Regions from separate parts of the Homo sapiens genome. Here region 1 is linked to region 2. A link is a loop called in an ENCODE intact Hi-C map of the cell type or tissue named here. Cell type or tissue: mammary epithelial cell. All regions are shown on one strand. Links, peaks and the distances in the headings refer to the core of each region. The heading gives the core; the rest is flanking DNA.

Evidence for each region. Hi-C counts contacts between places; a loop is a spot of excess contacts. Peaks named below come from ENCODE experiments on the same cell type or tissue, not always from the same donor. Only the 100,000 strongest peaks of a DNase experiment are listed, where the experiment ranks them.
Region 1: it touches region 2 in a loop (2.8-fold over the local background); 2 of 110 quality-filtered maps call a loop at or near these places.

What each region holds. Positions count from the first base shown.
Region 1 is chr11:74,875,117-74,880,116 of GRCh38, reverse strand. All of the region lies in intron 10 of XRRA1 (X-ray radiation resistance associated 1), which reads left to right. Among named protein-coding and RNA genes, the nearest start is that of XRRA1, 71 kb to the left of the region's middle. In mammary epithelial cell, for the core only: a CTCF peak has its summit at 2,763 (motif pointing right); no DNase peak of the experiment used is centred there.
Region 2 is chr11:74,629,968-74,638,333 of GRCh38, reverse strand. POLD3 (DNA polymerase delta 3, accessory subunit) reads right to left here. Exons shown (of 12, transcript NM_006591.3): 10 at 3,639-3,751; 11 at 2,059-2,137. Among named protein-coding and RNA genes, the nearest start is that of POLD3, 42 kb to the right of the region's middle. In mammary epithelial cell, for the core only: a CTCF peak has its summit at 3,520 (motif pointing left); DNase peaks (open chromatin) are centred at 3,653 and 6,493; H3K27ac peaks cover 1,469 bases.

The DNA of each region.
Region 1 (5,000 bases), core at 1-5,000, 240 kb before region 2:
CTTACCAACCAAAAAGAGTCCAGGACCAGATGGATTCACAGCCGAATTCTACCAGAGGTACAAGGAGGAACTAGTACCATTCCTTCTGAAACTATTCCAATCAATAGAAAAAGAGGGAATCCTCCCTAACTCATTTTATGAGGCCAGCATCATTCTGATACCAAAGCCAGGCAGAGACACAGCAAAAAAAGAGAATTTTAGACCCATATCTTTGATGAACATTGATGCAAAAATCCTCAATAAAATACTGACAAAACGAATCCAGCAGCACATCAAAAAGCTTATCCACCATGATCAAGTGGGCTTCATCCCTGGGATGCAAGGCTGGTTCAATATACGCAAATCAATAAATGTAATCCAGCATATAAACAGAGCCAAAGACAAAAACCACATGATTATCTCAACAGATGCAGAAAAAGCCTTTGACAAAATTCAACAACCCTCCATGCTAAAAACTCTCAGTAAATTAGGTATTGATGGGACGTATTTCAAAATAATAAGAGCTATCTATGACAAACCCACAGCCAATATCATACTGAATGGGCAGAAACTGGAAGCATTCCCTTTGAAAACTGGCACAAGACAGGGATGCCCTCTCTCACCACTCCTATTCAACACAGTGTTGGAAGTTCTGGCCAGGGCAATTAGGCAGGAGAAGGAAATAAAGGGTATTCAATTAGGAAAAGAGGAAGTCAAATTGTCCCTCTTTGCAGACAACATAATTGTATATCTAGAAAACCCCATTGTCTCAGCCCAAAATCTCCTTAAGCTGATAAGCAACTTCAGCAAAGTCTCAGGATACAAAGTCAATGTACAAAAATCACAAGCATTCTTATACACCAACAACAGACAAACAGAGAGCCAAATCATGAGTGAACTCCCATTCACAATTGCTTCAAAGAGAATAAAATACCTAGGAATCCAACTTACAAGGGATGTGAAGGACCTCTCCAAGGAGAACTACAAACCACTGCTCAAGGAAATAAAAGAGGATACAAACAAATGGAAGAACATTCCATGCTCATGGGTAGGAAGAATCAATATCGTGAAAATGGCCATACTGCCCAAGGTAATTTACAGATTCAATGCCATCCCCATCAAGCTACCAATGACTTTCTTCACAGAATTGGAAAAAACTACTTTAAAGTTCATATGGAACCAAAAAAGAACCCACATCGCCAAGTCAATCCTAAGCCAAAAGAACAAAGCTGGAGGCATCACACTACCTGACTTCAAACTATACTATAAGGCTACAGTAACCAAAACAGCATGGTACTGGTACCAAAACAGAGATATAGACCAATGGAACAGAACAGAGCCCTCAGAAATAATGCCGCATATCTACAACTATCTGATCTTTGACAAACCTGAGAAAAACAAGCAATGGGGAAAGGATTCCCTATTTAATAAATGGTGCTGGGAAAACTGGCTAGCCATATGTAGAAAGCTGAAACTGGATCCCTTCCTTACACCTTATACAAAAATCAATTCAAGATGGATTAAAGACTTAAACGTTAGACCTAAAACCATAAAAACCCTAGAAGAAAACCTAGGCATTACCATTCAGGACACAGGCAGGGGCAAGGACTTCATGTCTAAAACACCAAAAGCAATGGCAACAAAAGCCAAAACTGACAAATGGGATCTGATTAAACTAAAGAGCTTCTGCACAGCAAAAGAAACTACCATCAGAGTGAACAGGCAACCTACAAAATGGGAGAAAATTTTCACAACCTACTCCTCTGACAAAGGGCTAATATCCAGAATCTACAATGAACTCAAACAAATTTACAAGAAAAAAACAAACAACCCCATCAAAAAGTGGGCAAAGGATATGAACAGACACTTCTCAAAAGAAGACATTTATGCAGCCAAAAAACACATGAAAAAATGCTCATCATCACTGGCCATCAGAGAAATGCAAATCAAAACCACAATGAGATACCATCTCATACCAGTTAGAATGGCAATCATTAAAAAGTCAGGAAACAACAGGTGCTGGAGAGGATGTGGAGAAATAGGAACACTTTTACACTGTTGGTGGGACTGTAAACTAGTTCAACCATTGTGGAAGTCAGTGTGGTGATTCCTCAGGGATCTAGAACTGGAAATACCATTTGACCCAGCCATCCCATTACTGGGTATATACCCAAAGGATTATAAATCATGCTGCTATAAAGACACATGCACACGTATGTTTATTGCAGCATTATTCACAATAGCAAAGACTTGGAACCAACCCAAATGTCCAACAATGATAGACTGGATTAAGAAAATGTGGCACATAAACACCATAGAATACTATGCAGCCATAAAAAATGATGAGTTCATGTCCTTTGTAGGGACATGGATGAAATTGGAAATCATCATTCTCAGTAAACTATCGCAAGAACAGAAAACCAAACACCGCATATTCTCACTCATAGGTGGGAATTGAACAATGAGATCACATGGACACAGGAAGGGGAATATCACACTCTGGGGACTGTTGTGGGGTGGGGGGAGGGGGGAGGGATAGCATCGGGAGATATACCTAATGCTAGATGACAAGTTAGTGGGTGCAGCGCACCAGCATGGCACATGTATACATATGTAACTAACCTGCACAATGTGCACATGTACCCTAAAACTTAAAGTATAATAAAATAAAAAATAAAAAAAAAGAATCCCATTATTAGTGGGAGTACTATAGGCTATAACCATGACAGTAGAGTTTGATACCTGATAGCCATTTGATGGGTTGTAATACTAGTTGCCTCCACCAGATGTCGCTGTACTTTACCAGAAGTGTAATATAAAAGCAACATTTTTCTTTGAAAAAAAACATATATTCCCCCTTGACTTGCCATTAGAAGATAATTGTAGGCCTGGGCTATCTTTTATGACTTGTGATGTGATTGGGAGGAACACATTATTGGGTGGCTAGAGTAACTTTAGTGTTAACCTTGGCTAAATCTTTCCTGTAATTATTAATCCTGTTGTAAAAATTAGGCAGAATATTACAGCAATTAGAATATTCCATCCAGAATTCTACATTGCAGGTACCACAGTATATAGTCCTACTGCAAATAGCAGAGTAAGTATAACAATTTACACAAGGGTGGTGTAGTAGATAATTTCCATCTTAAATTTTACTCACCAAGAATTTCCCTTTGGGAGTCTATGAAGTTACAACTGTAATCTCATGGATAATCAAAATCTTCCCACAAGTATGCATCAAAAAGAAGTTCTAGTATCTCACAGCGAATCTCGAGAGGAAAAGTAGAAATAACTGAAAGTATCTGATAAGGTAGGAGTGGGACTGAGTAGGATGAATAGCCCTTACTCATTTACTTATCTTTTATGATTTTCAGCTTAAGATCTCCTATTTCTTCACATGGATATCCAGGACATTCCTCTGGGCTGTCTGGGGTTGCTCTCTCTCTCAGGTTTCCAGGCTTTGACTTGAGTGATGCATCCAGGAGTCCATTCCTGTGACTTTTATCGCTGAGGGGTTGAAAGAACAGTGTAGGGCCCTTCCTAACTTGGGCTTAGGTAGGGAGACAGAGGGCAGAGTCTTTATTAATACCACATATCCTGGGTTAAATAATGATGGTCCTATTTTGGGGGGTTGGGCTTCTGCTAGTTGTGTTAATTCCTGTTGGAAGTGAGCTAGGGAGGTTACATGCTTAACCAATTTAGAGGTGTCTTGGTCTAATAGAAAGTCACTTGTAAGGAAAGGCTGTTAATACAGCATTTAAAACGGGGTCAGACCTAACTTTGAAGGGGTATTTCTTACCCACAGTAAAGCCATGGGAAGAAGAGTGACCCAAGGAAGGTTAGTTTCTTGGAACAGTTTTCTGAGATGTCTTTTGATAATATCGTTTGTCTTCTCTACCTTTCCTGAGGACTGGGGTCTCCAAGCACAATGGAGATGATACTGTATGCCTAGTGCCTTTGTGACCCCTTATGTGACAGCTGTCTTAAGCAAGGGGCCATTGTGACCTTGAAGGCACTTAGGTAGACTAAAGTGGGGAGTTATTTCATTAAGTAACAAACACTTTTATTACCTTGGAGGCCTTTTCTGTACAGCATGGAAATGCTTCTATCCAGTTAGTGAAAGTATCTACCCATACCAGGATGTATTGGATGTCCTTCTTCTTTGGCACGTGGGTGAAGTCTATCTGCCAGTCCTTCCCTGGATGGCTTCCCATCCTTTAGGTTTGAGGAGGAAGGAGATGCCTGTTAAGGGGATTATTATTATTTTGAGACACAGTTTCACTCTGTTGCTCAGGCTTCAGTGTAGTGGTGTGATCTCAGCTCACTGCAACCTCCACCTCCTGTGTTAAAGCAATTATCGTGCCTCAGCCTCCCAAGTAACCGGGATTACAGGCGTGCACCACCACATCTGGTTAATTTCTTTGTATTATTAGTAGAGATGGGGTTTTGCAATGTTGGCCAGGCTGGTCTCGAACTCCTGATGTCAAGTGATCCACCCGCCAAAGTGCTGGGATTACAGGTGTGAGCCACCGTGCCCAGCCAAAGGGATTATTTTTAAGACAGACTTCACAAGCACTAACAAGCTGCTTGACTGTTATTAAGTTCTCTCCTGAAAAATCTCTGGGCACACTGATAAGTTTTATCCTTTCCCAAGTGAAAAGCTTGATGAAGGATCTTAAGGACTTTCCACTGGCGGGAGGCTGGCAAGTGGAGTTTGCCGTCCTCTTACTGTAGCCATCCTGAGAGCTGAAAAGTATACCCTTGAGAAGTGGCCCACTCTGCCTCTGCAGGGGAGTACTGAGACTTAATTTCTCTTATGGAGCCTTCCCAGATTAGAGGGGGCTTCAGGTGCATTGAGGCCCTGAGGCTGACTTGCTGCTGACTTGGCTGCCTCATCAGCTAACTTGTTTCCTTAGGCTACTTCATCTGCTCCCTTCTGATGTCCTACAATGCATCACTGCTACCTCTCGTGGAAGGAAAACTGAGGATAATAACTTGTTAATTTCCTGATGGTATTTTAT
Region 2 (8,366 bases), core at 1,581-6,580:
AACAGTCAGGGCAGCACCAACAAAATTTCTTTAGCAGCATATTCAGTATACTGTAAGAACTAAAAGGAATATTTCTATATTCAAAGCTGTAGCTACCGCAAACCCCAGAAAAAAGGAGGTCTCCATTAAAAATATAGGGCCTTTATTTTAGCTGAACAACATGCCACTTTTCTGGGTTGCCATTAAAAAAAGGCAAACAAACCTGGTTTTCGTGGGTAACATCAGATTTCTTTTCCACTTAACTGCTTTGCTCTTAGAAACCCATTCCCTTGTCCAGAAGTCTACTCCAAACTTATCTCAGGGGCCCAACTACCCAATTTCTGCTGCAAAGTCACAAAGAGAGAAAGATGAGCTTTCTAAACCCATAGAACAAATCTGATCCAGCACAGGACAGGGCAAGCCCCCTATGCTGGTACATTTGGAACAGTCTGAGCAGAGAGAGGAAAGCAGAACTCCTTTGTTGGTAACCAAAGCCAAGATTCATTAGGTTGAGCTTGGACCAAAAACCTTTAAAAAAAAAAAAAAAAGTGCAATGTGAGCACAGTTTTCACTGCTGCATCCAAGGCTCTTAACAGTCCTGTCTGGAGACAGGAGTGCAAAAAAGTCCACATCACACACCTGGCCAAAACTCGAGTACTATATTTTAAACAAAGCAATAAATAATTACCCACAAATTCCCAATGAACTCTCACTCTCACAAAGACGTTTGACTTTTTTCTTTTGGGGCAGAAAGAGGAGGAAAAAACTGGCACCAATGTTTTTGTCCTCTTAAATTTAAAAAATGCACTGTTGAATTAAGAAATTCAACAGTAAACACATATATTATCACCCATGGCCAAACCAAGAGGCTTGAAAATGGCAACTATTAAAAGACTGAAAGCCAAAAAAAAAAAAAAAAGGAAGAAAAAGAAAAAAAAAAACCCATTCAAAGTCCAGAATTCACAGGTTCACAAGAAATTTGGCACTGAAAAGACAGAATTTCCACACGTAAAGAATTTTACTCCCCAATCACATGTTACAATTAAAATGGCAGAGGCCTTTTCAGAGGACTGGGAGGTGGGGAATAGTGGGACAGGGAGCACAGATGACAAAATGTCTTCACTAGTTTTAAGAACCTGGAAAGGTTGATTCTTCAGAGCCAATCTTTTCAAAACAAGTCTGAACTAGGAAAAAAAAAAATCAGTAACAGGGAAAATAATCTTCTCTGAAGATCCAAGCTGTAGCAGGTGCCACAAAAGGCAAAATGACAACCATGGGCTATCCAACTAACAAAGGTAAGAGCCTAAACCCACAACTCTTTTCAAACACAAAAATACAGTACCAGGATCTGAGCATCCCATCAAACCTCAAGTGCTAAATCTTAAAAGCTCCACAGAAGTCTAGTGTGATTATGGAAAGGGTAGAAGAAGCTAAAACATGGCTGAAGAACTAGCCAATGACTCAAAGCCTGAACTCTAATTCCTCCCTAGGCCTTCATAACAAGCACATGCTTTTACCTAACATGGCTTACAAATAGGAAACATAAAGGAAGCAATCTCGATGAGTCATACCCTTCTGAAGAACAAATGGAACCAAATACCAAAGATGACTCTTGATTACAGTCTAATCATCTGTAGCTTCTTTTCCACTGTTCAAATTTATAAAAACAAATATTCTAGAAAAAAAAAAGCTTCTCAATGTCTATGATAACATCTTAAGCCCATACTGTGGTTTCCATCTTGTTTTTGGATATATTTATGCCACCTGAATCTTCATAACTGCACATTTAGGCAAAATAGATATTCCATAGATAAGAAACTCTTCACCAGGGACGACATAACTTTTAGCCAAGATCTCAGTGCTTATTTTTATAGTCTATGACCTAAACAAGAACCTAGGTGTTCTGACTTACACTCTGCTACACAAAGTGTATGCCATAGACAAACAGCATCAGTACCACTTGGGCATGATTCACATGTAAATTAAAGTTTGAGATGTACCTGTTCTAAAAGGGATTATGGTGCCTCTGTGGTAATAAGAGATTCTATCTCTGGATTTGGAGCCAAATATTTGTCTTACCTATGCAGCCTTCCCCATCCAGGTAAGTTTTAGATTTTAGTACGCGTTTTCGTTTTCTTTTGTTTTCTCCACTTGAGCTCTAAAAGGTCAGAGGATACAATGTTAAGCTGGATCAATTATGTTATACAGAAAAATAACAAAAGCTTTTAAATCTATACTAATCACTCTCCAATACTCCATTATGATAAAAAGTTGAAAGAGAAACTCTACATTAGTTTTAGAGAACCAACCCCATCACACAGACAAGTTACGCCCACTATATACACAGGCTTGATACTTCATTGTTCATAAGAAGGAAAGTAGCATGCTGAAGAAAGAACTGTGTTCTGTTCATTCAGTCAATAAACTATTGTTGGGTAGTGCAGGCAGCATGGTTAAAAAGACATATAGGATAAGGACCTTAGTGGAGGAGAGAGAGAAGGAAAGCAGACCACTGCAATACAGTGTAGTGAGGGCTGAGACAGATATTATGGGAGTACACAGGGATGGCCCCTAAACCACACCAGGGATTTCTGTGGCATATGCCCTTGCTGTAGATACTTGCTATGTCAGCCTTCACATTTCTTGTCTTCTTTTTTTGTTTGTTTGTTTTTTAGAGACAAGTTCTGGCTCTGTTGCCCAGGCTGGAATGCAGAAGTGCAATCATAACTCACTGCAACAGTCCAACTCCTGGGCTCAAATGATCATCCTACCTCAGCCTCCCAAGTAGCTGAAACTAAAAGGCATGTGCCACCATGCCCAGATATTTTTAAAGTAGAGACAAAGTCTCCCTGTGTTGCCCAGGTCTCAAACTCCTGGACTCAGGCATTCTGCCCACCTCAGCCTTCCAAAGTGCTGGGATTACAGGTGTGAGCCAACACGCCTGGCCAGCCTTGACACTTCAACATTATAGCTATCTAATTTAGTCTCAAAATAGGTATTACTAGTATCAACTTCCTTTTATCTCCACTGGTCTCTTTCGTCCCATTTTCTCTTCAGCTAATGAGGAAATCAGCGTAAGATTTAAATGATGGTCTTAACACAATGAATTAAGAAAAACTAACAGCCACAAAGGAAAAAAAAATTGTCAGCGACTATTTTTTCAACTCTTCATTATCTACACTAATAGGTGTAGATAAGATGCAGCTGAAGAGCGTTCAAAGCTATATTTCCCCTTTGGTTGACAGTTTTCCCATCCAGCCCTTTTCCAGAATTGCTTCTGAAGAGCAACAAACGTGTGTTAAGTTGTTTGTTCCCCTCTGTCTTTCACGTGTTGCTCTGATGCAGGGGGGATCTCTTTTTACACCATTCTAACAGGAGCTGTACAGCACAGCAGAGATGCTGAAGGTCATGAAAACAGAACAGCTCCCAGGTTCCACCTCTGCAACGTTCCTGAGACTATACCCACTAGCAAAATCTCCCTTCAGGTAAGAATGGAGGGAACGCCCATTCTGTACAACCTGTAGGACAGCAGAATGAGACAAGAGCCATCTACTGGCATTTGTGAAGTATACAGCAAGGGAACTAATTTAGCATAGTGGTTGTAGGTCCTTAAGACACAAAGGATGCATGGACATGCAAGAATCCCAGTATAATTTTACCTTGACAGAAGGAGGTTCAGGCTCAGTCTTTGGCACTGGTTCAAGAGGTGGAGACGGAGGAGGAGGTGGGGATGGTGACTCAGCTTCATAAGCCCCAGGAGAGTCTGGAAAGACTGAAATAATGAAACGGACTTAGATCAGAGAACTACAAGCACTATCTGGTATAAAGCCTTCTCCATTGGTTCTCTAAATTGACATGTCCAGCAAAGGGGATTTAGCAAGCAGTAATTCATGACAACCAAGAACTCTGTAGTTATATAGTTATCTTTAAAATACATATTTTATTAATTTTATACAAATAAAATCAGAGAATCAAGAATTATTACAGCCGGAAGTATCTTAGCTAAATATTTTCTTTTATAGCTAGTCAGGTTATGAAGTTGGTTTACAAATATCCACTTATCGCCTTTCATATGCCATGTATTTCACTTTATTCTTACAACAACTCTAAGAGACAGATTTTCTTATTTGCACATTACAGTAAATAGAGGTTCAGAGGGGTTCCTAAACTTGCCAAGGTCACACAGCTTATAACTGAGACAGGAGGTTTTAAGCCTAAGTCAATCCAATTCTACAGCCTTGCTATTCCAACTATCCCATGCCGCCTTACCATTGAGGACAAGACATTATCTCTCAAGATCTATGTGGAGATAATCCTCAGGTTATAACAAATGTTCCATGCCAGAGTCTTTCACTGTGACCTAAGGGTTACTTTTAATCACCTGAGATGTTTCTTAGACTGAAAATTTCCAGCTGATGTTAACAGTATAAACTTGGAGGTGGGTGAAGTCATCTTTTAAACAATTATCATTATTTAAGCTCTGACAACTAGGACCTACTTAATATTTTGCATATTTCTAGTGACTGCTTCACTGATAAGGTTTGTTCTGCTACAGTGAGGTTAACAGGAAAGAACACTTTTAGGAAAAAAATACTGCTGTGGAAGTGGCATCACCCAAGAAATGAGCACCACCAGAGGGATCCCATCATTTCTCAACAATTGCAGAATTGGTGGTCTTAGTAAACAGCCCATGAGAGGGGAAGTAAAAATCCTCAACTGACCTATTACTCAATCACCACAAAGAAAGTGCTGGTCAGGGGACCGGGTAGCGACTTAGCCTCACCTGCTCCCTGAATCTCCTGGCTGTATTCAAATTCTTAACACAAGTCTTGGATCTGAAATTCTCCCAACTGATTAGGTCAGTGTTAAAAATTATGACAGTGAAGAGTTCAAGGCCAAATGGCCTAAAGAGGTGAAGCAGAACAAGAGCCAGAAAGAACAATAAATTACACACTTTAAGTATAAAATGGGCCCCAAAAACTTTATAAGCTCTGGGAAACAAGAGAGAGAAACATAAAAGGAAAGCGGTCCGGCTATTAGCCAGCTCTGGGAGGCTAGAACATGATGGGAGCTCAGGCAAGAGAAAAGTCAAACCCCAGAAGCAAGCCTCCATTGTTCTGAAGGAACAGCTATGAAGAAAGCTGGGCCACAATGGTAGATGTGTTATAATGGGAGGAGGAAAATTTAGGCAATGAGGAAGCCAAAGGAATTTTGAGACTCACAGTAATAAACTTAGGCGTTCTTATTCTATTTCCAGTTCTGAAACCAGTTGACTTAACCAAAGAAAACAATCCTAGTGACACCCTCTAAGACCTCTCTCACAGCACTGTAGGCAAATGTTTATCTAGATCCCCACTCTAGACTCTAAGCTCCAAAAAGGCAGAGACACCACGATTTCCCTGGCATAAACATAGAGTAACTGTGTGTGTGTGTGTGTGTGTGTGTGTGTGTGTGTGTGTGTGTGTGTGTGTGTGTGTATTTACTTAAATAAAGGAAAACCACCACTTTCTGAACTAAATTTGGGATGAGGAACATCCAGGTCAAGGAAGACAACATATATCTCTCTCTTCCTTCCACACACTCCCTGAGAGAAACACTGTTGATAATAAATGAGTAAAACATTATAACTCCCCCAAACAGGGAAGAGAATAGTAGAGTCAAGAGTCCTTAATGATTAAGAAATTTCAACAAATCCATGGAAGGTGGAAGGCAGATGGGAGAAAGTTGACAAAAGAAGCATCAGTCAAATTAGATGAGCCAGAGAGTAGAGATTATCATCTATCATAAAACTTCTATTTTTATCTGACTTTTAAAATTGTAAATATCTACTGCTTTGTTTAAACGTGCCGCCATTCATGTACTAGAATATATGTCTGTCTGCCTTAGTCTTTACCAAGCCAAACATCCCCACTCAATACATTTTTACTGACACAGACATAAAGAATGTCCAATGCACTGGTGTATTTTAAACAGATTTGTAGCCAATCTGCAGCTCTTCAAGCAAAAGGTAAGTAATGAAATATCACTTATTCCAGGAAAGCAACCTTTGTTGGGACAGAATAAAAACTGCAATGAAACTAATTTCAGAGATCCAGTGTGTCAAAGAGTTCTCTGGCAGAGACAGGTAATTAGAATTCCTGGAAACCATTCACAGCTTCCTAGGACTATTTTTTAAAAATACCTACCTTTACCTAAAAATGGGGATCATTTGCTTAACATTCTCCATAAGCAACTTGCAAGGACTGAAAATATTAGCAAAGACTTAACTATATCAGTTAAAACTACATTTCTCCTAGCAATGTAGATGTTATTCTTAATGTTATTTCTTTCTGGGTCTGGCCTTTTTTTTTGCTTTAAAAAGAGAGTATATAGTACTACAGGTGCTTATGACCCCGCAGGGGTAAAAGAGAAAGGAACAGTCCCTTGGGTAGAAAGTTACAAACAGAAGTGGAGGGGAATTTTCTGAAAAAATTGAAGGTACTTGCAAGTATGGGCACCTCAGCAGGAAGAGTAGAGTGAGTAATAAGAAAACTATCTGAACTTGTTTCCAGACACAGGTAAAAGAAAAAAACAGGACGGGCGCAGTGGCTCACGCCTGTAATTCCAGCACTTTGAGAGGCCGAGGCGGGTGGATCACGGGGTCAGGAGTTCAAGACCAGCGTGGCCAACATGGTGAAACCCCATCTCTACTAAAAATACAAAAATTAGCTGGGCGTGGTAGTAGGCACCTGTAATCCTGGCTACTCAGGAGGCTGAGGCAGAGAATCGCTTGAACCCGGGAGACGGAGGTTGCAGTGAGCCGAGATCGCATCGCACCACTGCACTCCAGCCTGGGCGACAGAGCAAGACTCCGTCTCAAAAAAAAAAAAAAAAAAAAGACAAGACAAAACAAAAGAAAACCATGTACCAAGCACTGTCTTGGCACTTCTGACACATCATCTTATTTCATGTTCATAAAAAGCCTATACCATCTGTGATAAAAATCCCCATTTTAGAGATGCAAAAACAAGGAATTAAACAAGTTAACTAATCTGCTTAAAGTCACACAATAAGTGGTCAAGGTAAAATTTAAACCCAGGTCTGCCTGACTCCAAAGTTCTTGTATTTTCTCTACTCCTGCTGTTCCTTTTCTAACTTCTGGCTGAAGACAGCATATTGAACTAATATGACATATTCAGTGTAACAGAAATAAAGCAATAATAAGTTAAAGACTGTGTAAAGGTTGAAAATAAAATCCCACTGGCTTTGATACAAAGATGAAATTTAAGAATAAAATGTCAGAGGTTTATAAATTTAGTCAGATGCCAAAAATTATCTTTGCCAGAGGAAAAAAATCTAAGAGCTTCTGCTCTATATCATCTGTTATTATAGGCTGTGTACCTCTATTGCATTTCTTCACATTCCTTTCAAAACTAAATAACCCCACTCACATTTCTAATCACCCAACAGTATTATTTTTGTAGGCTACAGATCAGAACTATAGGGAATATTTCAGAAGGATATAATGAGTGCTCAACCAACCATAGTCATTCCTTAACTTAGAACTGACTCCTTTACTAATACTAGAGTATCTAGTTGATAGCTTCAAAGACCTTTCCAAAATCTTCCCAAGGTCTTTTACTGATTGGAAATAGGGAAGACTGTTCCAATTAGCACCTATTCCTACATTTACTTCCTAATTATTTTCCCATGTGTCTACATGGAGTTGTTCCTTTCAGCAGCCTTGGCCAAAGCATTTTGATAAATGACAATGGAATGAAAATACAGCATTTGCCTCTCTGGGATGCTCACGTGTCTTACTCCTACCCATTCTAAAGAGCCACTAAAACCCACGGAAGGACATTGTACCTCTCACAGGATATCACAGGCTGTAATTCTAAACACATAGCATGAATGGTAGAATCTAAATCCACAGAAGTGTCAAAGATGCTACACCTTTATCACAGATTCAGCTTCCTGCTACTATTTCTTGGGTCTGTTCATTTCTTTTGCATTACTGTCAACTGTATATATAATTTGTTTTTTTTTCACTCACTTGTATAGTTGAGCTAATATCCTTTTTTCGGAAGCCTCTCTTACCATTTTCAATTCCTCTTAGAGTAGTTTCTGGAAAAAGCAGAATCTTACAAGTTTCAGAATCTTACAAGTTTGTCCTTTGATAGCTCAGTAGGTTCCTTTTTTGCATTCATTATTCTTCTTTACTCTCCCTTTTAGTATCTGTTCGTGTTTGTCTCTGTATCTTTATGTGATGCTGAAATCCTTTGGACTAGATTTCCCCTCATTACTTAAAATGTTTTATACCCATTATGCCATGAATTCATGGACAATTGATTAGAGCAGTTCAAACTTTTCACCACTGTGTCTCAAAGTGGGCTTTTCAAGGTAGA